Regions from separate parts of the Mus musculus genome. Here all the other regions are linked to region 3. Evidence: chromatin loops called from intact Hi-C (ENCODE). Cell type or tissue: heart. All regions are shown on one strand.

The links. A loop is a pair of places that touch in the nucleus more often than their neighbours do. Peaks named below come from ENCODE experiments on the same cell type or tissue, not always from the same donor. Only the 100,000 strongest peaks of a DNase experiment are listed, where the experiment ranks them.
Region 1: a loop joins it to region 3, with 2.7 times the contacts of the local background. A loop is called at or near these places in 2 of 42 quality-filtered maps.
Region 2: it touches region 3 in a loop (3-fold over the local background); 3 of 42 quality-filtered maps call a loop at or near these places.

What each region holds. Positions count from the first base shown.
Region 1 is chr17:21,958,583-21,966,582 of GRCm38, reverse strand. Zfp942 (zinc finger protein 942) reads left to right here and starts at 4,119. Exons shown (of 6, transcript NM_001199048.1): 1 at 4,119-4,327. It overlaps Zfp943 (zinc finger prtoein 943), which reads right to left and starts at 4,024. Exons shown (of 4, transcript NM_001025373.2): 1 at 3,764-4,024. It also overlaps the pseudogene Gm7805 and the pseudogene Gm7809. In heart, no CTCF peak of the experiment used is centred here; a DNase peak (open chromatin) is centred at 3,922; H3K4me3 peaks cover 2,344 bases; H3K27ac peaks cover 879 bases.
Region 2 is chr17:22,357,363-22,365,362 of GRCm38, reverse strand. It overlaps Zfp944 (zinc finger protein 944), which reads left to right and starts at 3,963. Exons shown (of 6, transcript NM_176962.4): 1 at 3,963-4,195; 2 at 5,839-5,923; 3 at 6,375-6,540. It overlaps Zfp758 (zinc finger protein 758), which reads right to left and starts at 3,910. Exons shown (of 3, transcript NM_001347330.1): 1 at 3,656-3,910. The coding sequence starts at 3,781. In heart, no CTCF peak of the experiment used is centred here; a DNase peak (open chromatin) is centred at 3,802; H3K4me3 peaks cover 2,548 bases; H3K27ac peaks cover 724 bases.
Region 3 is chr17:22,222,385-22,230,384 of GRCm38, reverse strand. Zfp994 (zinc finger protein 994) reads left to right here and starts at 4,771. Exons shown (of 5, transcript NM_001205095.1): 1 at 4,771-4,846; 2 at 6,291-6,374. In heart, a CTCF peak has its summit at 4,482; DNase peaks (open chromatin) are centred at 4,704 and 5,154; H3K4me3 peaks cover 1,322 bases; H3K27ac peaks cover 701 bases.

The DNA of each region.
Region 1 (8,000 bases), 260 kb after region 3:
GGAAGCTTGACTTTGCCAAGACTTGAATTCCTTCAGGAATGACACTCATAAAAGACCAAGACCTCCTGATTGAACTGGATGTGGAGTGCTCTGTAGGCTGCACATTTTTTTTTTTTTTTTTGGCTTTGTAGTTTTCCTTTCTCAGTTAACACCTCACATTGAAACATTCCACATTCCCCAGCAGTGCAGGGCCAACTCAAGTTTACAGTCCTGACTGAAAGTCACCCTGCTTCTAGCTTATCTGAACCCCTGCCCCTCACTCCTATTTATTAAGTATAACACTACCAGGGAGATGAACTTTGAGTAAACTGTGCAATTGATAAAATCTACTCTGTTCTTTACGTTCTTGCTATTGTATCATACGTAATAGTATCACTTTTTCTACATTTTGGTCAAATAAATTTTTGCAGAAATTTAAAAAAGTTAAAAATTGCTAAGACTCAAGGAAATTTATAAGGAAGATTGAAAACAATTATGGCAGGTAAGAGAAAAAGCAGAATCTATCAACTTACAAAAGAAAGAATATTAACAAATGATCAAATGGTACATTTCCAGAAAACTATATGATCAACAGGAATGCATTTCACAAAAGTTTCCAAATATATAAAACAAGCAATGACAGAACTGTATGAAACAAATATACAGTGATACAGGTAAGCCTCAATGTCTACCACTGATTTTGATCCTTCTCTTACATTTTACAGCACACAAAATAAAAAAACCAGTAATGAGTAGCAGGCCTCTAGAAAACCACCCAGACAACAGCAGAAGACACACAATCTTCTTAAATTTCATGCAGCATTGTCCCCTGTGTCCACGTCAGAACAAGTCAGGAAGGCCAGGTGGTTCAAATCTTTTATCCCAGCTCTTGAGAGGCTGGGGAAGGGAGATCTCTAAGTACAATGGAAGCCTTATCTACAGAGTCACAGAACTGCCAGGACTACATAGACAAAGCGTCATAAATAAATAAATAAATAAATAGCAGTAACAAAAACAAAAAAGTCTTCAAATCTAGTAAAGACCTGAGTTTAGAAAATTTTATCATTAAGAATCTTGAATGTTGACATCAAAAGAAGACAGAGTATACATAAAAGACCCAAAAAAGACCCAAATACTGAGTCACAGCTAGAATGTTCTTATTTAATCATGTGAAGAAATATAAAAGGATGATTTTAAGATTTGAAATACCAAAATCCTACAGACATTTTGAAATATAAATAGAGAATTATTTCTATTATTCCAAGCACATTCATGAAATGTGAAACCATTAAGACTTTAAAAAATTAGAGAAGAATCAAAATCATGGGTGATTTCAAAATATATTAAAATTATAGCAAAATATTGACAGTTGACAAGAAGACAGACAACAGCAGATATCAATGGAAAGGTAATATAGATAGGTTTAATATTATGCAGAAATATTAATCAAATGTTATCAAAATTGAGCTGGCATTGTTTTAGGAAATGGAGAAATTAACCATAAAAGACAAGAGAACCTAAAGGAAATACAAAATGCTCCAAAACTCTAATATCAAGAAAAACTAAGAGGCATCCATTGTTCTGACAAACATAATTATAATAAGAAGATATGAATGGAAAAGAAACAGCATTCTTCACATACAAAACCAAATTAAATTATATTTGCCTCTGTATATTAATTCTTACATAGTCTTCTACTACTTACAATGGGAATATTCTGATGTTATTCATGGTGCAAATATCCAGAACTATTTGGAAGGAAATAGAATCTGGCCAAACCAATCTCATGTCCCCTTTCTACTGGGACTTGAAGCCCCTCCCAATCGTTCCTCATTCCCTCTAACATACAGGATCCTTTGCTACTCTTTCCTCTCTTCACCATCCAGGGCTCTCAGATTCACAGGTAAGTAGCACTGACTGGGCAGGGGGCCCCTGCATATGGGAAAGATTCATAAGAAAGCATTCAGAACTTTTCATGGTACAAAAATAAATGATGCGTCCTCAGGATTCGGGAGCCCATCATGGTATTCCTTATGACGTGGCTGTGGCTGCGGAACCGCCTCACTGGTCGCTATTGGCAGGTATAGGAGGTGCTGAAACATGCTCTACATTTTAAGATTTTAGGGGAAGGAAGAATCACTGCTACCTGCTGGCAGTCAGGGCGGTGACCAGAGCCTTCGTGTACGAAGTCCCACAGACTTAAGAAGCAGAACTTTGAGGACCCTCTGGATTAATCCAATTACAGCTGCCTCCCAGGAGCATGGCTTACAGTACCCCGAATTCACTGTCAACTTAATGAAGTGCCAGGTGGAGCTCAACCGGAAAGTACCTGTGGACCTGGCCATCTACGAACCATAGACGCTTAAATCTTTGGCTGCTTTGGCTAAGAGGAGGCAGCAGGAAGGATTTGCTGCAGCTTTGGGGGATGGAAAGGAGCCTGAAGGTATCTTTTCCAGAGTGGTACAGTACCACTGAAGGCTGCAGTGCTATAGAAACTGTTATAAATAAGACAGGACCAAAAGGACTGTCACCAGTAAGTCTGATTTGTATCTATTACCATTTTAGTAACAGGCCTGAGACGACAGGTGTTTACTCAGTAACACAGCCCCAAATTGTCCAGTAAAGATTGTACAAATAAAGCTTTTGCTGTGTTGAAAGTAAATAAATAAATACATAAATACATTCATGAATGATGCCTCCAAAAAGGAAACTGTGAAGGAAAGAGTAAATATCAGAAATAAAAATGTCCCTTTTAATCTAAAGATTTCATTTAACTATGTGAGATGTGAGTCTCATTCACACATAGCTCAGACACAAAGAGAGTCATTCTCCCAGGAATCCTGAAAAGAAAGCTGGAGAGACTGCAAGAAAACTATTGTCTCCCATAGAAACCAGACTGCTACACTTGTCCAAAGGGAGATCTCTGCAAAAATCCCTGTCAGCAGAGTCTAAGCATTCCCACTCCTACAGGATGTCCACAACCACAGGACTTGATGATAACAAACCCTACAATAAAAAAAAAAAAAAAAAAAAAAAAAAAAAAAAAAGCTTGGCCACATATGTAGGTGCAGAGCGCTTTTCTTCAACCACAGAGATCTTTTTTCTGATACAGGAGAGTGATCGTAGTTGTACAAAAGATGCTTTCTAAAACTTTAATCTATACTGGGTTTTCTAATCATAACAATAGAGTGGTCTGATACACTCACATAGCAATAGTGAGCTTGCCTGGCCCTAAGGTGTACCATAAGAACTCAGCATATGAAGACGCACTTCTGAATGCTTTATTTACATCCGAAACTGCATACAACACTAAAGTCTACTTAGTAAATATTAATGTTTACAATCACAACCATAGCATAACATAAAGTATATTTTCTCGTTCAAAAAAAAAAAGAATCTGTACTGGTTCTTCATATGGTTAGTATAAATACAAAGTTCTATTTAGCGAAGTAAAAGGTATTCTCTTGAATAAGCAATTAGTAAAACACGGGTGTTAGAAACATGAATACATTTACGTCCCGTATGCTTTGTGATTGACACAATAGCAAACAGCAGATAATGCAACTGCTCTATCATTTTTAATGAGTTATTTTACAACTGAATATTCTGATAACTGGAGGATAAATGAAAAAAAAAATCATGATAGACCCCCAGTTCACAGGATCTCAATTTCCCGACAACGGTAAGATAACAGAACTGTGAGAGCGGCATCCATAAAAGCAGCTGCGTAAAACACCCCGCTGCTCCGCTCCCTCCCGTTTCCCAGCCCCGCAGCGCCTCTGACCTGGGACCTTCCGGGGCCACCGGGCTGCGGTGCCCGCCGCTGCGCTGCTGACTCTCCCAGGTCCGCAGCCAGGAAACTGCGTCTGAGGAGCTTTCCGGTTTCCGGAGGAAACTGGGGCCGAAAAACCAGCGCTCAGTTCGAGTACACATGGATTACACAGGTAGCAAGGGGAATGGTGGCTTTTCACGTCATTCTGGCCTGGACATTTGGAGCTGGCGACCTAGAAGAGAACGCAGCTGGACGGACTCTACCAACGTAATTAAGGAAGTGAAAGCGGCGGGCCTGAAGGCGTTAGCGCTGTCACGTGACCGGAACCGTGGTGTCCTGGGCGGGGCTAGGGGAGCCGCTCCAAAGATCGTGGCCAGAGACTGGGAACCGCGTCCCCTTAGGTACCTGTTGGAGCCAAGTTGTCTCTACTCCCACTGCGGGCGACTTACCCTGGCCTGGTTCTTTTCGAAGGCCGTAAACTCTCCTCAGATGCGGTTTCCTGTGCTGACCTGGGAGAGTCAGCCATCAGCCGCGCAGCCGCGGGCACCGCAGCCCGGCGGCCCTGGAACCTTGCAGGTCAGAGGAGCTGCGGGGCTGGGAAATGGGCTGGAGCGGAGCAGGGGCTTGTTTTCTGCAGTTGCTCTTAAGGACGCCGCGCTCACAATTCTGCTGTGGATTTTTATCATTGTCAGGAGGTTTGAGATCCTATGAACTGGGTGTATCGTGGTTTGTTTGTTTGTTTGTTTGTTTGTTTCATTTATCTTATGGTTACCAGAATGGTTTCCGAAAATAGTGTCGTAGAACATTTGCAGTACTGTAGTTTGCACACGGGGTTCTCTTTGTTACAGCAGTTACAAAGCTTCTCGAACTTAGATTTCTTAACTCCCTTGACCCATCATTTGCCTACTCAGGAGAGAGTGGCCTCTGGCCTGGGAAATAGGCATTCCCAGAGAGCTTTGTAGATATTAGTCTTATGAGGAACCAGTACACATTTGAGTGAATCAGAAAATATACATTACGAAGCACCAAAATTATGACTGTAAACATTAAGTTTTACTGACCAAAGTTTTGCTCCCCGTTAGAGTTCCATCTTAGATGCATGCTCTCTTTGATGTAAATACAGCATTCAGACATGTGTCTTCATATGCTTAGTTATTAACATCACACCTTACGGCTGAATGAAAATGAGATGATGACTGTCCAAAGGTGTGGCTGAGGAGAAGGTTAATTGTAGGTCATGATAATGCTCAGATTAGCTGGAGAAAACAAACAAACAAACAATTCCACCATTTGAGTAAGGGTTGTTAAATACTAACCAAGAGATGGACTTTGGTCACATGCTCCAGAGCTTTATAAAGACAAACCTATAGGCCACCATACTTTCCCATGCATGAGGTTTTGCAATTTTCTCAAGAACTAAAACTCCCAGCATTCCAAGAAGGTACCTGGTTCTTGCGAAGGTGGTGCTTACACGGTATTTTTGGGTTTTACAGTATGAACCAGAAAACAACCAGAGGCCACTTGAAGAGTCCAGACTGAACTAGGTATGGGGGTCAGGGAGGGACCAAGAGAAAAACCAGGAGCCAGGAAAGCTTCTAGCCAAAAATGTCGACTTTGATGTGTTAATAGGCACTTAAGTTAGCCATTCCTCTTGTGATATAGTCCAGCCCAGTATGCATGCTGTGAGAGGAAGATGTTTTTATAGATAGAAAAGTCAGTATAGAGTTTTTAAAAATAGGAAAGCATCTTTTGAATAACTGTGATTGCTCACTTACATCAGAAAAATGTCTCCTTAGTTCAAGAAAAGCACTGTGTCCACGCACATGTGACCAAACTATTTTTTTTTGTTTTGTTTTATTTTGTTTTTATTTTTGTTTCATAGTTTGTTGTTAGTAGTTTCTCAGACTTTGGACTTCTTGTAGTTGTGAGAACACCTAGACCCTAGAGTCAGGGCTTTTTTTCACAGACCTGTTAGAGAAGTGCAGCAGCCTTGATTCTGTGGGTCAGAATAGTTTTCTTGTAGTCTTCCTTGCCCCTACTAAGAGGTCCTGGGAAAACAACTCTGCATTTGTGTGAACTGTGTATGAATGAGTCTCACATCTCATAGAGTAAAATGAAATCCTCACAGAAAACGAGACTTTGGCATGATATTTTCTCTTTCTTCCTCCATGTCTCCTTTGGACAAGTGTAACCATTTTTCATTTTTGTTTTATGAAAAGTTTCAGGTGCATTCTGAAGAATTTCTTTCCTATATACAGGCCTCCCACTGCTCAGCTAGATCTGCTCACAGCTGAGTAATAATCTACTGTGCAAATGTACTACATGTTCTTTATTTATTCTTCTGTTGAAGGTCATCTAGATTGATTCTAGTTTCTAAATATTGTGAATAAAGCTGCAATGAGCCTGGTTTAGCAAGGGTCCTTGGGTAGATTGAAGTGTCCTTTGGGTATATGCCCTGGACTGAGTAGATCTTGAAGTAGTCTGATTCCCATCAGTTTGAAAAACTGCCACACTGATTTCCTTAGTGGCTGTACAATTTTGCACTCCCTCTAACAATGGAGGGATGTTTCTATTGCTCCACATTTATATCAGCATAAGCTTTCACTTGTGACGTTGATTTTAGCTATTCTGACGATTATAAGATGGAATCTCAAAATAGTTTTGATTTGCATCTCCCTGAAGGCTAAAAGTGTTGAATATTTTAAAGTATATTTTGGCCATTTGAGTTCCCTCCATTTAGAATTCCATGTTTAGATTTGCAACCCATTTATAAATTGTATATTTGGTTGTTGTTTTTTTTTTTTTTCACAGCTAGATTCTTAGGTTCTTTTTGTAATTTTGGATATTAATTCTCTATTGGATATAGAAACCCTAGACCTCGTAGTTACTTTTCATATCCTGTTGCATCAGGAAAGTTTGTGGCCCAAGCTCACAAGCTTGAATAAAGAATCCCATGTACTTGCATCAGAATAAAATAAAATAAAAAGAATTGGTAAAAATCTTCTTACACTCTGTAGGCTGCTGCTTTCTCCAAATGATGGTGTCTTTTGCCTTATAGAAACTTTTCAGTTTCCTGAAGTCCCATATATTAGTTGTTTTTCTTAGCACCTATGTTATTTTTTTCTTTTGTTTTAAAGAACGTCTTCTTCTGTGACAGTATGTTCACTTTTATTCTCTTGTCAGATTCAATGTCTTTGGTTTTATGTTGAGGTCTTGATCCACTTGCACTTGAGTTTTGTGCTGGGTTATAAGTATGGATCCGTTTGAATTCTGCTAGATACAGACATCCAGGTTGACCAGCACTATTAGTTGAAAATGGGAAATCTTTTTTTTCATTTTGTATTTCTGGCATCTTTATCAAAAACCAGGTGGCCATGTATATTTATGTCTAGGTCTTTAGTTCATTTTCATTGATCAATGTGGCTGGTTTTCTCCCAATATTTTGAGGTTTTTATACTGTAGTTTTAAAGAAAACTTGAAAATGGCAAAGGTGAGAACTCCAGAAATTTTTTTTATTGTTAATGATTGTTTTAGCAATTTTCCCTTTTTTCTCTCATTAACATAATATTGAAGTTATCTATTTAAAAACCTGTGAAGACATATGTTGGAATTTGGATGTTACATGCCTTGAATCTGTAGATTGATTGCCTTTGTTAGGATGTCCTTTTTTAATATCTTAATCCTCTTGATCTGTGAGCATGGGAGATCTTTTCATCTTCTAAAATCTTCTTTCATTTCTTCATAGACTTGAAGTTTTTATATACAAGTCTTTCACTTGCATGCCATCAACATATTTTATATTATTTGAGGATATTGTGAAAGGTATTGTTTTCCTAATTTTTTTTTAAATCCATTTGCCGTTTGTATATAGGAAGGCTATTGGTGTTTGTGCATTTATTTTGTATTGAACTATTTTGGGGGAAATTTTTTTTCAGTTGTTTAAGGTTCCTGGTGGAATTTTTCAGGATGTGTATGTGTATATATGTATATGTATATGTGTGTGTGTGTGTGTGTGTGTGTGTGTGTGTATAAATCATATCCTTTGCAAATAAGAGTTTGACTTCTTCTTTGTAATCTAATGTTTACCATCTTGATCTCCTTGAGCTGTTTTCTTGATCTTGCTAAGAATTCAAGTACTATTATGAAATAGATATGGAGAGATTGAACAGTCTGATTTGTTGCTGATTTCAGTGGAATTGCTTTGAGTTTCTCTTCATTTAATTTGATCTTGGCTTGCTGTAATCTGCCT
Region 2 (8,000 bases), 130 kb before region 3:
AAATTATCCCTTTTTCTCCTGTGACTGACATGGGTTAAATGTTAACCAGATGCTCTGCTGTTCCCTCAATCTGCACATATAGTTTGCTGATGTTTAAACTGTCTAATTGTGTGTAACCACGCCAATTCTTCCCCTACCACCACTCTTTTCCTATATAAACCCCTAGCTTCTGAGCCTCATGGTTGACACCTCTGTCTCCTGAGGGAGATAGTGTCGCCCGGAGCTCCATCATTAAACACCTTGTGTGTTTGCATCAAGACAGTCTCTCGTGATTCTTTGGGTGCGTGCCATCTCAGGATTTGTGACTGGGGGGTCTCCCCACTAGGTCCTTTCATTAACATAAAGACAGAACACAGGGTTATAAATGGAAGGCAATATAGATATAACTTTATAGTTTTTACAGATATTAAGCAAATCTTATCAAAATCCTGCTGGCATTATTTTAGGAAATATAATTTTAGGAAGGGGAGAGATTAACCATAAAAGATAAGAGAAAAAAAAAAACTACAAAATACTCTAAAACTCTAATATCAGAAAAAACTAAGAGGCAATAACTGTTCGGACTAAACAGAATGCTAAAAATATAATAATAAAAATATTAAGATATGATCAGTGATGTAAATGGGAGGGGACAGCATCCTTCACATACAAAACCAAATTAAATTACATTTACCTCTGTGTATGAATTCTCACATAGAGAGTCTTCTACTACCTACAATGGGAATATTCTGATATGACTCCCAGTGCAATTATCTAGAAATATTTGGAATGAAATGGAATCTGGCCAAACCAATCTCATGTCCTCTTTCTACTGGGACTTGAGGCCTTCCCCATCCCTTCCTCAATCCCTCTAACAAATACGATCCTTTGCAACACTTTCCTCTCTTCACCATCCAGGGCTCTCAGATTCACAGGTAAGTAGCACTGACTGAGCAGTGGGCACCTGCATATGGGAAAGAGTCTTCAGAAAATACCCAGAACTTTTCATGGAACAAATATAAATGATGCCTCCAAAAGGATAAATGTGAAGGAGAAAGGTTGTATGCCGGCCCTAGGCCTACAAGAACCAGGCACATCTGGGAGGCAGGCTGGGGCTGAAAAAGACTTAGATGGCAAGAGAGATTAATGGAGACCAAGACACGATTCTGTTCAAGGCCCGCAAGTTTACTAAGAGACCATGCTTATAAGAGGAAAGGCCCATCCCCACCCCTGTCCACTCTTGGTGCCTGGAGCCAGCCTGCAGGCGAAGTGCAGGATAGGATGTTCCTCCCAGAATATCTCAGGGGCCTCTCAGCAGGTAGCAGTCAGTGTCTTGGAGGAGAGCAGTGGCAGGTGACAGAACAATAGAGCCATCTAGTTCAGAAGGATCCACCCTAGGTAATCTCCTTCTTAGTGGCAGCAAGGTCAAATTCTGGATCAGCCTGCCTCAAGGCTGAGGCAGAGAAAATATCATAAATAAAAATGTCCCTTTTCTGCCGGGCATGATGGCGCACACCTTTAATCCCAGCACTCGGGAGGCAGAGGCAGGTGGATTTCTGAGTTCGAGGCCAGCCTGGTCTACAAAGTGAGTTCCAGGACAGCCAGGGCTATACAGAGAAACCCTGTCTTGAAAAACCAAAAAAAAAAAAAAAAAAAATGTCCCTTTTCATCCAACAATTTCATTTAACTCTGTGAGTCTCATTCACACCCAGCTCAGACACAAGCAGAGTCATTCTCCCAGGAATCCTGGGAGGAGATGGGGAGACTGCAAGAAAACTATTGTCACCCACAGAAATCAGACTGCTACACTTGTCCAAAGGTAGATTTTTACAAAAAGCCCTGTCAGCAGGGTCTAGGCATTCCTACTCCTCCTACAAGAAGTCTAGTCACAGCACTGAATGTTAACAAACCCTACAATAAAAAGAAAAACAAAACAAAACAAAAAAACCCCAGCAGCTTGGCCACATATGTAGGTGCAGAGTGCTTTTCTTCAAGCACAGAGACTTTTTTTCTGATACAGGAGAGTGATCACAATTGTACAAAAGATGCTTCTAAAACTTTACATAGTGTTGTCTAATACACTCACATAGCAATACTGAACTTGCTTGGACCTAAGATGTACCATAAGAAATCAGCATAGGAGCCTTACTTATAATAGCCAGAAGCTGGAAAGAACCCAGATGTCTCTCAACAGAGGAATGGATACAGAAAATGTGGTACGTTTACACAATGGAGTACTACGCAGCTATTAAGAACAATGACCATGAAATTTGTAGGCAAATGGATAGAACTAGAAAATATCTTCCTGAATAAGGTAACCCAGTCACAAAAGAATACACATGGTATGCACTCACTGATAGGTGGATATTAGTCTAGAAGCTCAGAATACCCAAGATACAGTTCACAAACCACATGAAATTCAAGAATAAGGAAGACCTAAGTGTGGATACTTTAGTCCTTCTTTGAAAGGGGAACAAAATACTCATAGAAGGAGTTACAGAGATAAAGTGTGGAGCAGAGACTGAAGGTATGACCATCCAGAGACTGTCCCACCTGGGGATCCATCCCATATACAGTCATCAAACGTAGACACTATTGTGGATGCCATCAAGTGCTTGCTGACAGAAGCCTGTTAGAGCTGTCTCCTGAGAGGCTGTGCCAGTGCCTGACAAATATACAGGTAGATCCTCGAAGTCAACCCCTGGACTGAGCACAGGGTCCCCAATGGAGGAGCTACCGAAAGGACCCAAGGAGCTGAAAGAGCTTGCAGCCCCATAGGAGAAACAATATGAACTAACCAGTATCCCGAGAGCTCCCAGAGACTAAACCACCAACCAAAGAGAACATACACATGGTGAGACTCAAGGTTCCAGCTGCATATGTAGCAGAGGATGGCCTAGTTGGTCATCAATGGGAGATGAGGCCCTTGGTCCTATGAAGGTTCTATGCCCCTGTGTAGGGGAATGCCAGGGCCAGGAAGTGGGAGTGGGTGGGTTGGGGAGCAGGGGGTGAGGCGGTGTATTCGGAGGAGAAACCAGGAAAAGGGATAACATGTGAAATATACATAAAGAAAATATCTAGTAAAAATTAGGCAATTTAAAAAATAAATCAGCATATGAAGACGCATTTCTGAATGCTTTACTTACATCCTAAACTGCATACAACTCAGACGAATAATTCATGGGCAATAAAAAGTATGCTTAGTAAATAGTAATGTTTACAATCATAGCCGTAGCATAACACAAAGTATATTTTCTCGTTCAAAAAAGTGTGCACTGGTTCTTCATATGATTACTATATACACAAAGTTCTACATAGCAGGGTAAAACGTATCCTCTTGAATAAGCAATTAGTAAAACACAGGAGTTAGAAAATATGAATAAATTTACATTCCGTAAGCTTTGTGATTGACACAATAGCAAACAGCAGATAATACAACTGGTCTATCATTTTTAATGAGTTATTTTACGACTGAATATTCTGTTAACTGGAGGATAAATGAAAAAAAACCATGATAGACCAACTGTTCATAAGATCTCAACTTCCTGACAACTGTAAGAGATCCACATCAGAACTGTGAGAGCGGCGTCCATAAAAACAGCTGCGGAAGCCCCCCCCCCCCCCCCACCTCCCCGCTCCGCTCCCTCCCGTTTCCCAGCCCCGCAGCGCCTCTGACCTGGGACCTTCCAGGGCTGCGCTGCTGACTCTCCCAGGTCCGCAGCCACAAAACAGAGTCTGAGGAGCTTTCCGGTTTCCGAAGGAAACTGGGGCCGAAAAACCAGCGCTCAGTTCGAGTACACATGGATTACACAGGTAGCAAGGGGAGTGGTGGCTTTTCACGTCATTCTGGCCTGGACATTTGGAGCTGGCGACCTAGAAGAGAACGCAGCTGGACGGACTCTACCAACGTAATTAAGGAAGTGAAAGCGGCGGGCCTGAAGGCGTTAGCGCTGTCACGTGACCGGAACCGTGGTGTCCTGGGCGGGGCTAGGGGAGCCGCTCCAAAGATCGTGGCCAGAGACTGGGAACCGCGTCCCCTTAGGTACCTGTTGGAGCCAAGTTGTCTCTACTCCCACTGCGGGCGACTTACCCTGGCCTGGTTCTTTTCGAAGGCCGTAACTCTCCTCAGATGCGGTTTCCTGTGCTGACCTGGGAGAGTCAGCCATCAGCCGCGCAGCCGGGGGCACCGCAGCCCGGCGGCCCTGGAACCTTCCAGGTCAGAGGAGCTGCGGGGCTGGGAAATGGGCTGGAGCGGAGCAGGGGCTTGTTTTCTGCAGTTGCTCTTAAGGACGCCGCGCTCACAATTATGCTGTGGATTTTTATCATTGTCAGGAGGTTTGAGATCCTATGAACTGGGTGTATCGTGCTTTGTTTGTTTGTTTGTTTGTTTTCATTTATCTTATGGTTACCAGAATGATTTCCGAAAATAGTGTCGTAGAACATTTGCAGTACTGTAGTTTGCACACGGGGTTCTCTTTGTAACAGCAGTTACAAAGCTTCTCGAACTTAGATTTCTTAACTCCCTTGACCCATCATTTGCCTACTCAGGAGAGAGTGGCTTATGGCCTGGGAAATAGGCATCCTCAGAGGGCTTTGTAGGTAGAAGTAAAAAGAGGAACCAGGGCAGACTTGACTGACTCAGAAAGTAAGGGTCCAGACTTAACCAGGATGTGATTGGAAAGAGAGAGGTGGAGTTGGACAAAGGAAGAGAAGGGAAGAGAGAATAGGGGGCAAGAGAAGAAGCGGGAGCCAAGAAAGCACCTAGCCAAAGTTGTCTCCTTTGATACTGTTTGGTTTTGGATGCCAGGACAATGGACTGAGGTGCATATTTTAAATATCAAAGCAGACCTGACCTCAGGGTTCTACCAACCTGAGAGGCCCTGCCCTCAATCCTAACTTTTCAGCCCAGGGTCCTGGTTGCCCTTCCACTAGAGGTGCCTCCCTATATAATCCAAACGTTTTGGTCTCTATCTCTCTTCCTCCTCTTCTTCTTCCTCTTCCTCCTCTACTGTGGATGGGCCTGTTCTTGTGAACCAGTCCCCTAATGAATATAGGAGCCAATCACTGGGTGAGTACATGGGACTTTCAGGTTGGACATAGGAAGAGAGTAAACAAGAGAGAGTCGGGTCCTTTTGGAACCAAGACAGCATATGGGTAAGATGTAGCTGCTTGAGTGTCCCAGTATCATGGCAGATCCACAAGGATCAACCACTAGAAGAATAAGAGTACAAGGCTTACAAGATTAGGTTTTCAGGGTTGTGCCCAGAGATTGAGTTACTATTGTTTCTGAATTAAGTTTGTGTTGCATTATCCTTCACATAGTGGCTTGCATGGGTTCAAGAAAGAAAGGTACAGCAGCAAAGCGAGGGTTTGCCAGATGTGTACCACAAACGATGTGGGGGACTTAAAGCACAGGGTTGCTGTGGTAACAACCTGCCAGTGGGAACCTAGAGAGCTGGGTTGCAAGATTGTGGAGCTTGGAATCAGAGTCTCCAAGAGCTAAAAACAGGTTGACCATTGCACGCCAGTGCATGGCAGGCCAGGCCACCTGGGCAGAGACACAAGTGCCGAAACATGCCAGTTTGTTTTTTAATATTTCCCACAACACTCCTCCTCCTCCTTCTCTTTCTCCTCTTTCTTCTATTCCTCCTTCTCCTTTTCTTATTTCTAGAAGCCTGTTATTTTTCGCATGCCCTTCCCCCCCTCGCCTCCTATGGCAACTCTCCCAGCATTAATCACTGGGACCAGTGAACTAAACCAAGACCAGCTTCCCAATAAATTTGCTTTTAATATATTCTAATCTAGGTAGATTTAGCTGATTTCACAAATATGTTATATTTTCTCTTTCCTTCCTATTAGTTATGTTAATGGGCACCTGAGTTAGCAGTTTATCCGGAGTTTCTTTGAGACCTAATAAGGTCTTGGCCAGCCTGGTATGCATGCGGTAAGTGAATTAGATCTTGCTAATCTATTTTTTTAGCTAGAAAACTCAATATTAATTAACACAAAATTAGCCCTTTTTGAATAATTATGATTGCTCATTTACATTAGAAAAAAAGCACTGTGTCCATGCACATGTGGCTTAACTGATTTGTTTTCATTTCATGATTGGTTGACTGTGGACTTCTTGCAGAAGTAGAAATGCCTAGACCCTGCACTCAGGATTTTGTTCAGAGACCTCACTTAGGAGGAGTGCAACAGTATGAATGTTGTATGTAGGTCAGAATAATTTTCTTGCAGTCTCCCTTGCTCCTCTTCAGAGTTAAGGGAAAAACAACTCTGAGTGTGAACTGTGTATGGAAATGGGCCCCACATCTCATAGTTTAAAGGAAATCCTTAAAATAAAGAGAATTTTGTCATATTTTCTCTTTCCTTTATGTCTATCCTTTTGGCAGGTGTGAGCATCTATCAGTTTTGTTCCATGAAACGTTCCCGGTGCTTTCTGAAGAATCTCTTTCCCACATGCAGGTCTCCCACTGCTCAGCCAGTTCTGCTCACCTGTGAATGAGAACTAAGAGCCCTGGGTGATGAAGACAGAGGAGACTGTAGCCAAGGATCCAGGTATGTTTGAGGGATTGAGCAAGGTATGGTGTGGGTGTCAGGTGATAGTAGAAAGAGTATAAGACATGAAATTGCATTTGTCAGTGTCTCTTTAATTAAGGAGTCTAGACAGTTTCACTGTGAATAATATTGTATATTTTAAGGTAGATTTCCAGTTATAGGCTGCACAGGAAGCAGTTGGCTATTCTCAGTATTTGGTTAGTTTTGAGACTCTGAAATGACTGTTGCCCATTGAAAATAAAGAGTCTTTAATCCAGACTAAAAGCAGAACCTGGCTATGAGTATGAACCAAGACATTAGAACATGTAGCAAATTGAAATCCCTTGTAAGGCCCATTGATCTTCCTTTTTTTCCCTCAATTTTTTATTAGATATTTTCTTCATTTATATTTCAAATGCTATCCCAAAAGTCCCCTATACCCTCCCCCCCACCGGCCCGCCCTGCTCCTCTACCCACCCACTCACACTTCTTGGCCCTGGTGTTCCCCTGTACTGGGGCATGTAAAGTTAGCAAGACCAAGGGGCCTCTCCTCCCATTGATGGCCGACTAGACCATCTTCTGCTACATATGCAGCTAGAGACACGAGCTCTGGGGGTACTGGTTAGTTCATATATTTGTTCCACCTGTAGGGTTGCAGACCCCTTCAGTTCCTTGGATACTTTCTCTAGCTCCTTCATTAGGGGCCCTGTGTTCCATCCTGTAGATGAATGTGAGCAACCACTTTTGTATTTGCCAGGCATAGCCTCACATGAGACAGCTATATCAGGGTCCTTTCAGCAAAATCTTGCTGGCATGTGCAATAGTGTCTGCGATATTCCTTTTTGTTGACTTTTTTTTTCTTGAATTATGGACTAGTTGATGTAGTGTGTTAAGTTATTCCTGATTAGAGTAGAATAATTACAGTTTCCTTTTTTTTGTACTTTTTGTTTTAACTTTGTCTTTATTATTCTGAGGTATGTTCCTTCTGTCCTCACATTCTTTGGAGCTGTTGTACTGAATATATGTCATATTTTACCACAAGGCTTTCATGTATCTATTGACATAGTCATTTTTCTTCTCCCACTGCATCTACATCTTGGGTCTCTGACATCAATTAGTTGTAAATGTTGAAACTCTTATACTCTTGGTGTGAACTCAGCTTTCCTACCATTTCAGTATAACTTAAGAAACAGTACTCGTATCTGTAAAATGGCAGCTGGTCTGTGATTTTTCTTTACATATGTTTGTTTGTGCTTAACTTTTTCCTAGATAAGCCTTTTTAGGAGCATCGCTTTGGCTCTAGCATCTGTTATTTTTCTGTCAAACTGGCTAGCACCCTCAGAATAGTATCCAGGAGAATCTCAGTTGAATTTTGTTTTAGGAACATTAGTGAACCAGCCTCTCCAGGCCCTATGGACAAGGGGCCTAAATGGTCCCAGGCCTAGAGTGTGTATAAGTGAGCCTACTCATAGCTGGCAAGG
Region 3 (8,000 bases):
AGGGAGGATAGAAGAGGGGCTCCCAAATATTACCTTATGAAGAGTTATTCCATCTACATTAGGAGTGTTGCTAACTGTGAGGAGAGTGAAGGGAAGGAAAGAAACCCAGTCATTATCAGATTCTGAGATTAATTTAGTTAAAGGTCCAACTCATCCTTTCTACCTCATCTGACCTTTGGCAGTAGAATATGCAGTGAAGCTTCCAATTTACCACCAATTTTGTTGTTGTTGTTGTTGTTGTTGTCAAACTTTGACTAACCTGAGTGATAAAGGCTGGTCCACTGTCAGAACCCAAGGTTGTAGGAGTTCAAAATCAATTATATCCTCAATGAGTTTTTTTTTTTAATTACAGTTTGAGCAGTTTCCTTCCTGGTTGGCAATGCCTCAGTCCATCCTGAGAAGATATCTATAAACACTAAAAGATATTTGTAACCAAATTTCCCTGGATTTACCTCAGAAGTCTATTTCCCAGTAGATGCCTAGTAAAGTTCCCCATTTCTCTTCTAGCGTATGTTGTTTTGGGAGTTGGACTTGTCATCTGATAAAAATTACATCTAGTAATAATTTCCTGAAATTCCTTGGCTTTATTCTAGTTAGTCCTAGAGTGAAGAACTTTGTACATACTAATTCTTTCAACTTATTGATTCTCATTGTATGCTAGCATGGAGAGCTTGAGCCAAAGTTCTATCCAAAGATTTTGCTAGAATCTTTCTTCAGCTGTTGTACGTTGCCATCCATCCTTTGTGTGGGTTTTAGGTAAGAGTTGAGTAGCCTGGTCAACTTCTTTAGAGTAGGTTGGATTTTTCAGGGAAGACTATGTCTGGGAGGGTCACCAGCAAATGTGGGACAGGCTGTTTGGATGCCTCTTTCACTACCAGGCCTACTTTACAGATATAGATGGCCTCAGGGGTCAGTTCTGTTGATGTCCAGGACAATGTATGGTGACCAGTTACTTTACTAGCCAGAGAAAAGCTAGAAGGTCTAATATCTCCTTTTCATTACTTGCCTTTTCTTCTTAAGTCAATAGTCACTTTCACTTTATACTGTTCTGACCAAGCAGCTCAGTCAGTCAACAGGTTCTCCAGTGCGGGAGTGAGGATTGAAAGGAAAAAAGACAGTTAGACTACATTGTAGCATGACCCCAGTTAATTCTGAGACTGAAGGCAAATTATTATTTCCATTCCACTTTTTATACCATTTTAATTACATGCAAGTATTTTGGCACAGCAGTATAACAAGGAACTAACAAGAAGCAAGTGATTATTACCATGACAGTTGTTTAACCTATAGTGAAATAAAAGCAGTCATTAAAAGTCTTCCAACCATGGAAGGAGTTACAGAGACACAGTTTGGAGCTGAGATAATAGGGTGGACCATCTAGAGACTGCCAAATCCGGGAATCTATCCAATAATCAGCTTCCAAATGCTGACACCACTGCATACACTAGCAAGATTTTGCTGAAAGGACCCAGATATAGCTGTCTCTTTTGAGACTATGCCGGGGACTAGCAAACACAGAAGTGGATACTCATAGTCAGCTATTGGATGGATCACAGGGCCTCCAATGGAGGAGCTAGAGAAAGTAACCAAGGAGCTAAAGGGATCTGTAACACTATAGGTGGAACAACAATATGAACTACCAAGTACTCCCCAGAGCTCGTGTCTCTAGCTGCACATGTATCAGAAGATAGACTAGTAGGACATCAGTGGAAAGAGAGGCCCATTGGTCGTGCAAATTTTATCTGCCTCAGTACAGGGGAACACCAGTGACAAGAAATAGGAATGGGTGGGTGGGGGAGTTGTTGGGGGAGCGTGTAGGGGACTTTGGGATAGCATTAGAAGTGTAAATGAAATAAATACCTAATAAAAAATAAAATAAAATAAAGTTTTCCAACCATGAAAATTCAGGGCCAATGATGTTTGCACAGAATTCTGCATCTTTCAAATGATTTCTAAAATTAATATTCGTCAAATTATTCCACCAGACATAAACAGAAGGAACATCCCACAATTTATTTTATGAGGCTTCAGTTATGCAGATACCAATCCACAAAAAGTGCTAAAGAGAATTCCAGAACCTTATAAATATACATGCAAAAATACTCATAATATACTGACAAGAATAAATAAAAAGTATCACTAAACACAGTCAAGCTGACTGTGTCTGAGAGATGAAGGGATAGTTTAAAATACAAGAATCAATAAAAATAGTCCACCATACTGAAAAAAGAACCGAAGAAAAAAAGGCATGTTCATCTCTTAACATGCAGAAATGGCCTTTGCCAAAATAGAACACCCCTTCTCCATAAATGTCCTGTAAATATAAAAGATTCAGGAGACTTAACTGAACATAATAAAGGCAGATTACACCAACCTTAGAACCAAGATCAAATTAAATGAAAAGAAACTCAAACAATTCCAGTAAAATCTCTATTTAACATAGTACTTGAAGTCTTAGCTAGAGCAGTATGACAGCTGAAGGAGATTAATAAGACACAATTTGGATGGCAAAGAAAGAATTAAAAATACCCTATTTATAATTGATATGATAGTATACATAAGTGACCCAAGAATTTCCACCAAGAAACTCCTATAACTCATAAACACCTTCCTCAAAGTAGTTAAATACAAAATTAATGCACAAAAATCAATAGCCTTCCATTATACAAATGACAAACTGAATAAAGAAAAAAATCAGGAAAACAACACCTTTCACAGTAGCCTCAAAAATATATAAAGTATGTTGATGTTAACTCTATGCTGTTGAGGCTCTGTGTTTTGCTCATATTGTAATGCTAAATAGTGGCCCAAGGCCTGGTTGCCTCCTAGGGATCAGAGATTCTGCAGGTACTCAAGTGATACACTTCATCCTTGCCCCCAAAGTGATCACTGATTGGTGAATAAAGATGCCTACAGCTAAGAGATGGGCAGAAGAGAAAGAGACTTGGTGGGGAGGTGTGTCAGAGAAGAACCCTGGGGAGAAAGAAGGTGGAAGTAGAGGAAGCCACCATGGGCTAAGAGTCTTAGAACAATGGCCATGTTGACTGGCCAATTGGAGTTCAAAGCAGCCCTGATGAAACATGGCAAAATATAGTGGGATTAATAGTTGGGAAATAGACACAGTAATAGCACAGATGATATATACATTCCTAGTTCTAGCACTGATAAAGGCATATTATGAAGATTGTGTATGTCTTTTACCTTGGAAGTGAATGATCAAAACCTGGGTAGAAACAACAGTTGAGATTATATGTTTTCCACAACACATTGCAAACAATTGTAAGACTTCTATGATAAAAGGTTCAAGTTTTTGAAGACAGAAATTAAAGAATATACTAGACTGTGGAAAGATCTCCCATGCTTGTGGATGAGGAGGCTTCACATAGTAAAATTGGCCATCCTACCAACAGAAATCTATATATTCAATGCATTCCTTACCCAAGTACCAGATTCTGAGCTACAGACCAGAGTGATAAAATGAATGCCCTTTCCCGTGAGAATTCAAGTATTACCATGTCCATTTTCCTTACCATTCTGATCCCGAATCCATGAATCCCATCTGCATGGAATTTTAAGTAGTATAAACTCAGATCAGAAGGCATTTTATTTTTCCTGGCTATCAAAATTCTGTTGTACTATCACTGTATTTTTGCTTACAGGAACTGGGGCTGACGCTGGTGTTTTCATTCATGTTATGATTGTCAGACAATTTATAGGAAAATATTTGTGCAAACTATTTGCATTATCTATTTTCTTTGCTATTGTGGCCATGACAAATATCTTGGAGTTTAACTTTATCAGTGCTTTCCACTACCCTGTTATACAGCTTTTGTTTCTACAGAGTGACCTTTGTCCCTGGAGCTCCCCAGAGAGCTTGCAGAGCACCCTCCCATCATTCTCTGTCCCATCTGTCTTTATCCACATTTTCATCTCAGTGGTCCCTCTTATACTTCATGTATGCTTTGATACATGGTTTGGAAGGAAGCCAAACTTTGTGAGTCATTTTTAGTATTGTGTGTTGGGGTGCAACATAAGAAATTGGAATTTATCTCTTAAACTCTTGTCTCCCTTGCCTCTACCTCCCTAGTGCCTCTCCCTGCCCTCCATTCCTTTCCACCCTCTTTCCAGGAGGGCATGGCCAGCCTCCACTTACCTACTCTCTCCTTCTGTCTTTCTCTGCCTCTACTACTCTCTTAACTCCCATCCGCATGCCCTAAATAAACTCTATTCTATACTTTAAAAAAAAAAAGAAAAGGAATTTAACGCCTAGGTTATATTTTGCTGTGCGATTGTAGCCGAGGAGGCTAGCGTCCCAAGCTAAGAAGTTGGGCTGCCTATTTATTATCTGAGGGTTTCAGAACTACCTCTCAGATGTCAGAGTGCAGCATCATACAGAACCAGTTTTTCCTAGTCTGTCAGCAAGCAGCAGGGAGGTTGTGCAGAGCAGGTCCACAGGTGGAGCTGTGAGGCAGGAAGCCAATGACTGAGTGGGAGGGAATGGAATCCCCGGGGCAGGGATAAAGGCAAGACCAGGACATTGACCAGACAGGAAAAAAAGTATTAAAAATTAAGGTTGAGAAAGCGCTTGCTCACAAAGTGTTTGGGGGAACCACGTGACCCTAAGTATGGTTTATTGGGCGGGTCTAGGAGAACAGCTCCTAAGATCCAGGCCGGAGTGACAGGAACTTCCACCAATCAACTTTCTACCTTTCGGTTTCTGCGTCCTAGCTGTCTCTGGACCCGGAAAAGTCTCCTCAGAAGCATTTCCGTGGCGGAGGGCCTGGGGAGGCGGCAGTCGGCAGTGCAACTGTTGGCACAGCAGCCCGGCGGCCCCGAAAGGTCCCAGGTTAGAGGCGCTGCGGGGCTGGGAAACGGGAGGGAGCGGAGCAGCGGGGTGTTTTCCTCAGCTGCTCTTAAGGACGCCGCTCTCACAGTTCTGTCATTGGTTTCTTACCACTGACCGGAAGTTTCAGATCCTGTGACCTGGGATTTATCGTGATTCTTTAAAAATGTATTTTACAATTACTGGAATATTCAGTCATAAAATCACTGGTAAACCAGAACACCCTCCCCGCCCCAACCTAAGCTCCCTGGGACTAAACCACCAACCAAAGAGTAGACATGCAGGGACCCATGGCTCCAGCTGCACACTTAGCAGGAAATGGCCTTATTGGTCATCACTGGGAGGGGGAGCCCCTTGGTCCTGTAGAGGCTCAATGACCCAGGGTAGGGGAATGCTAGGGCGCTGAGGTAGAAGTGAGTGGGTAGGTGGGGGAGCACACTCATAGAGGCAGGGGGATAGTGGGTTTGTGGAGGAGAAACTTGGAAAGGGGATAATATTTGAAATGTAAAAAAAAAAAAAAAAAAAAAAAAAAAAAAAAAACCAATAAAAACACGAAGAAAAAAAAACTTGTTATAGAGCGGTTGCATTATCTATTTCCTAATATGACAATTACAAAGATAGTGGAAAGTAAATTTGTTCTTGCTTTCTTGCCTTGTTTTACTAATTGCTTGTTCAAGAGAATGCCTTTGGCCCGGTTAATAGGCATCCACAGAGAGCTTTGCATATAATATTATATGAGGAAACAGTGCCCATTTATTGAACCAAAAATATAGTTTATCGAGCCCTACTGTTATGGGTGTAAACACTAATATTTACTAAGCAGACTTTTTAGTGGCCATGAACTTTTTAATCAGAATTGTATGCAGTTTAGGATGTAAGTAAAACATTCAGAAATATGTCTTCATATGCTGAGTTCTTATGTTACTCCTTGGGTCCAGGCAAGCCCAATATTGCAGTCTCTTAAACCAGACTATAGATTAAAATAAAGTTTTAGAAAACATCTTTTGAATAATTATGATCACTTCCCTGTATCAGAAAATTGTCTCTTTGGTTGAAGGAAAGCACTTTGCCCTCACATAGGTGGCCAAGCTGTTGTTTTTTACTTTAGGGTTTGTTATCATTCAGTGCTGTGTCTGTGGACTTCTAGTAGGAGAAATGGGAATTCCTAGACCCTGCAGACAGGGCTTTTGGCAGAGATCTCTTTTGGACAGTGCAGCAGTCTGGTTTCTGTTAATGACAATAGTTTTCCTGAAGTCTCCCTAGCTCTTCCTCAGAGTTCAAGGGAGAATGACTGTTCATGTGTCTGAGCCTACATGCTTAGAGGAAAAGAGACATTTTTATTTCTGATATTTTCTCTCTCCTTCATGTTTATCCTTTTTTAGGCATCCTTTATTTTTGTTCCATGAAAAGTTCTGGGTGCTTTCTGAAGACTCTTTCCCTTGTGCAGGTATCACACTCATCAGGTAGTTCAGCTCACCTGTGAAACTGAGAACCCTGGATGGTGAAGAGAGGAAACTAGCAAAGGATCCAGGTATGTTAGAGAGAATGAAGAAGGGATGGGGAGGGGCTCAAGTCCCAGTACAAAGAGGACATGAGATTTGTTTTGCCAGATTCTATTTCATTCTAAATATTTCTAGATAATTGCAGTGAGAATAACATCAGAATATTCCCACTGTAATTTTTAGAAGACCTTTTATGGAAGAATTAATTCACAGAGGCACATGTAATTTAATTGGTTTGTATGTGAGGGATATTGTCCCCCTCCCATTCACATCCCTAATCATATCTTTTTACCAGTATTAAATATTTTCTTTGTTACAATTTTAATGTATTGTTTAGTCAGAACACTTGATGCCTGTTAGTTTTTTTTTCTGCTCATGGAGTTTTGGAGCATTGTGTAGTTCCTTTCAGTTGTTCTATCTTTTATGGTTAATTTCTCAGTTCCCTAAAATAATGCCAGCAAGATTTTGATAAGATTTGTTTAGAAACTTTGCATAGTATTAAACTCTGTCTATATTACCTTCCCACTGATACCTGCTGTAGTCTGTCTTCTTGTTGGTTTTGCAAGATTTGCATTGCTATAATTTTAATATACTTTGAAATCACCCTTGGGTTTGATACTTCTCTCATATATTTAAAATTTTTTGTGGTTTCTCATTTTATAAATTTTTGGAATGATTTGTCTATATTTAAAAATGTCTCTGTGATTTTGGTATTTTACATTTCTTCACGTTTGACTGAGAACATGCTAACAGTACCTCAGATTACAAGTCTTTTATGTGTTCCTGTGTCTTCTACTGATGTCAACATTCCAGATTTTTTAAAGAAAAATGTTTTCAATTACTTTTATGATTATTATTCTTTGTTTTTCATACTCCTGTCGCCATCCCCCTCTCCCTGTCTCCAAGAGGACATCCCCACCTGTCATCCCCACCCCACTTGACCTACCCACTCCCTGAGGCCTCACGTCTCTTGAGGGTTAGGTGTGGAGAAGACATTTCTACTCTGCAGTCTTCAGTAGATGAATTTTTTATTTGTTGTTATTTTTTGTTTTGTTTTGTTTTTGAAACACTTTATCTAGGTAGTCCTGGAAGTTCTGAAACTCAGAAAATAAACCAATGCTTGAACTGAGACATCCACTGCCGCAGCCTCTCCAGTGCTGGGGTAAAAGGCTTGCACCACCTGGCCTTTCTGACTTGTTCTGACATGACCACACTTGAGACTTCTGCATGAGGTTTGAGAAGATTGTTCTTCTCCTGTTGTGTGGATGGTTTTCCAGAGCTGTGCTACTCAATACTGGTTTTCAGTGCTGTTCATTGTTGTCTTTCTAAATGGTGGATATTGAAGCTTATCTGCATCACCATCTATCTGTTTCCTATAATCATGTCATGATTGTTTAATGCATTTGGAAACTTTTGTGAAATGCATTCATGTTGATCATAGAGTTTTTTTGAAATATACCATTTGATCTTTTGTTAATATACTGTGTTTATAAGTTGATTGATTTTGCTTTTCCTCTTACCTATGATAATTGTTTCCAACCCTCCTGACAGCAAATCCTTAAAAAACTTCATTGGGTCCTAGCAATTAGTAGTCTTTATTGTTTTAATAAAGTTAGTGACGTTGTAATGGTGCATAGTGATAGCCTTAGAGGCAT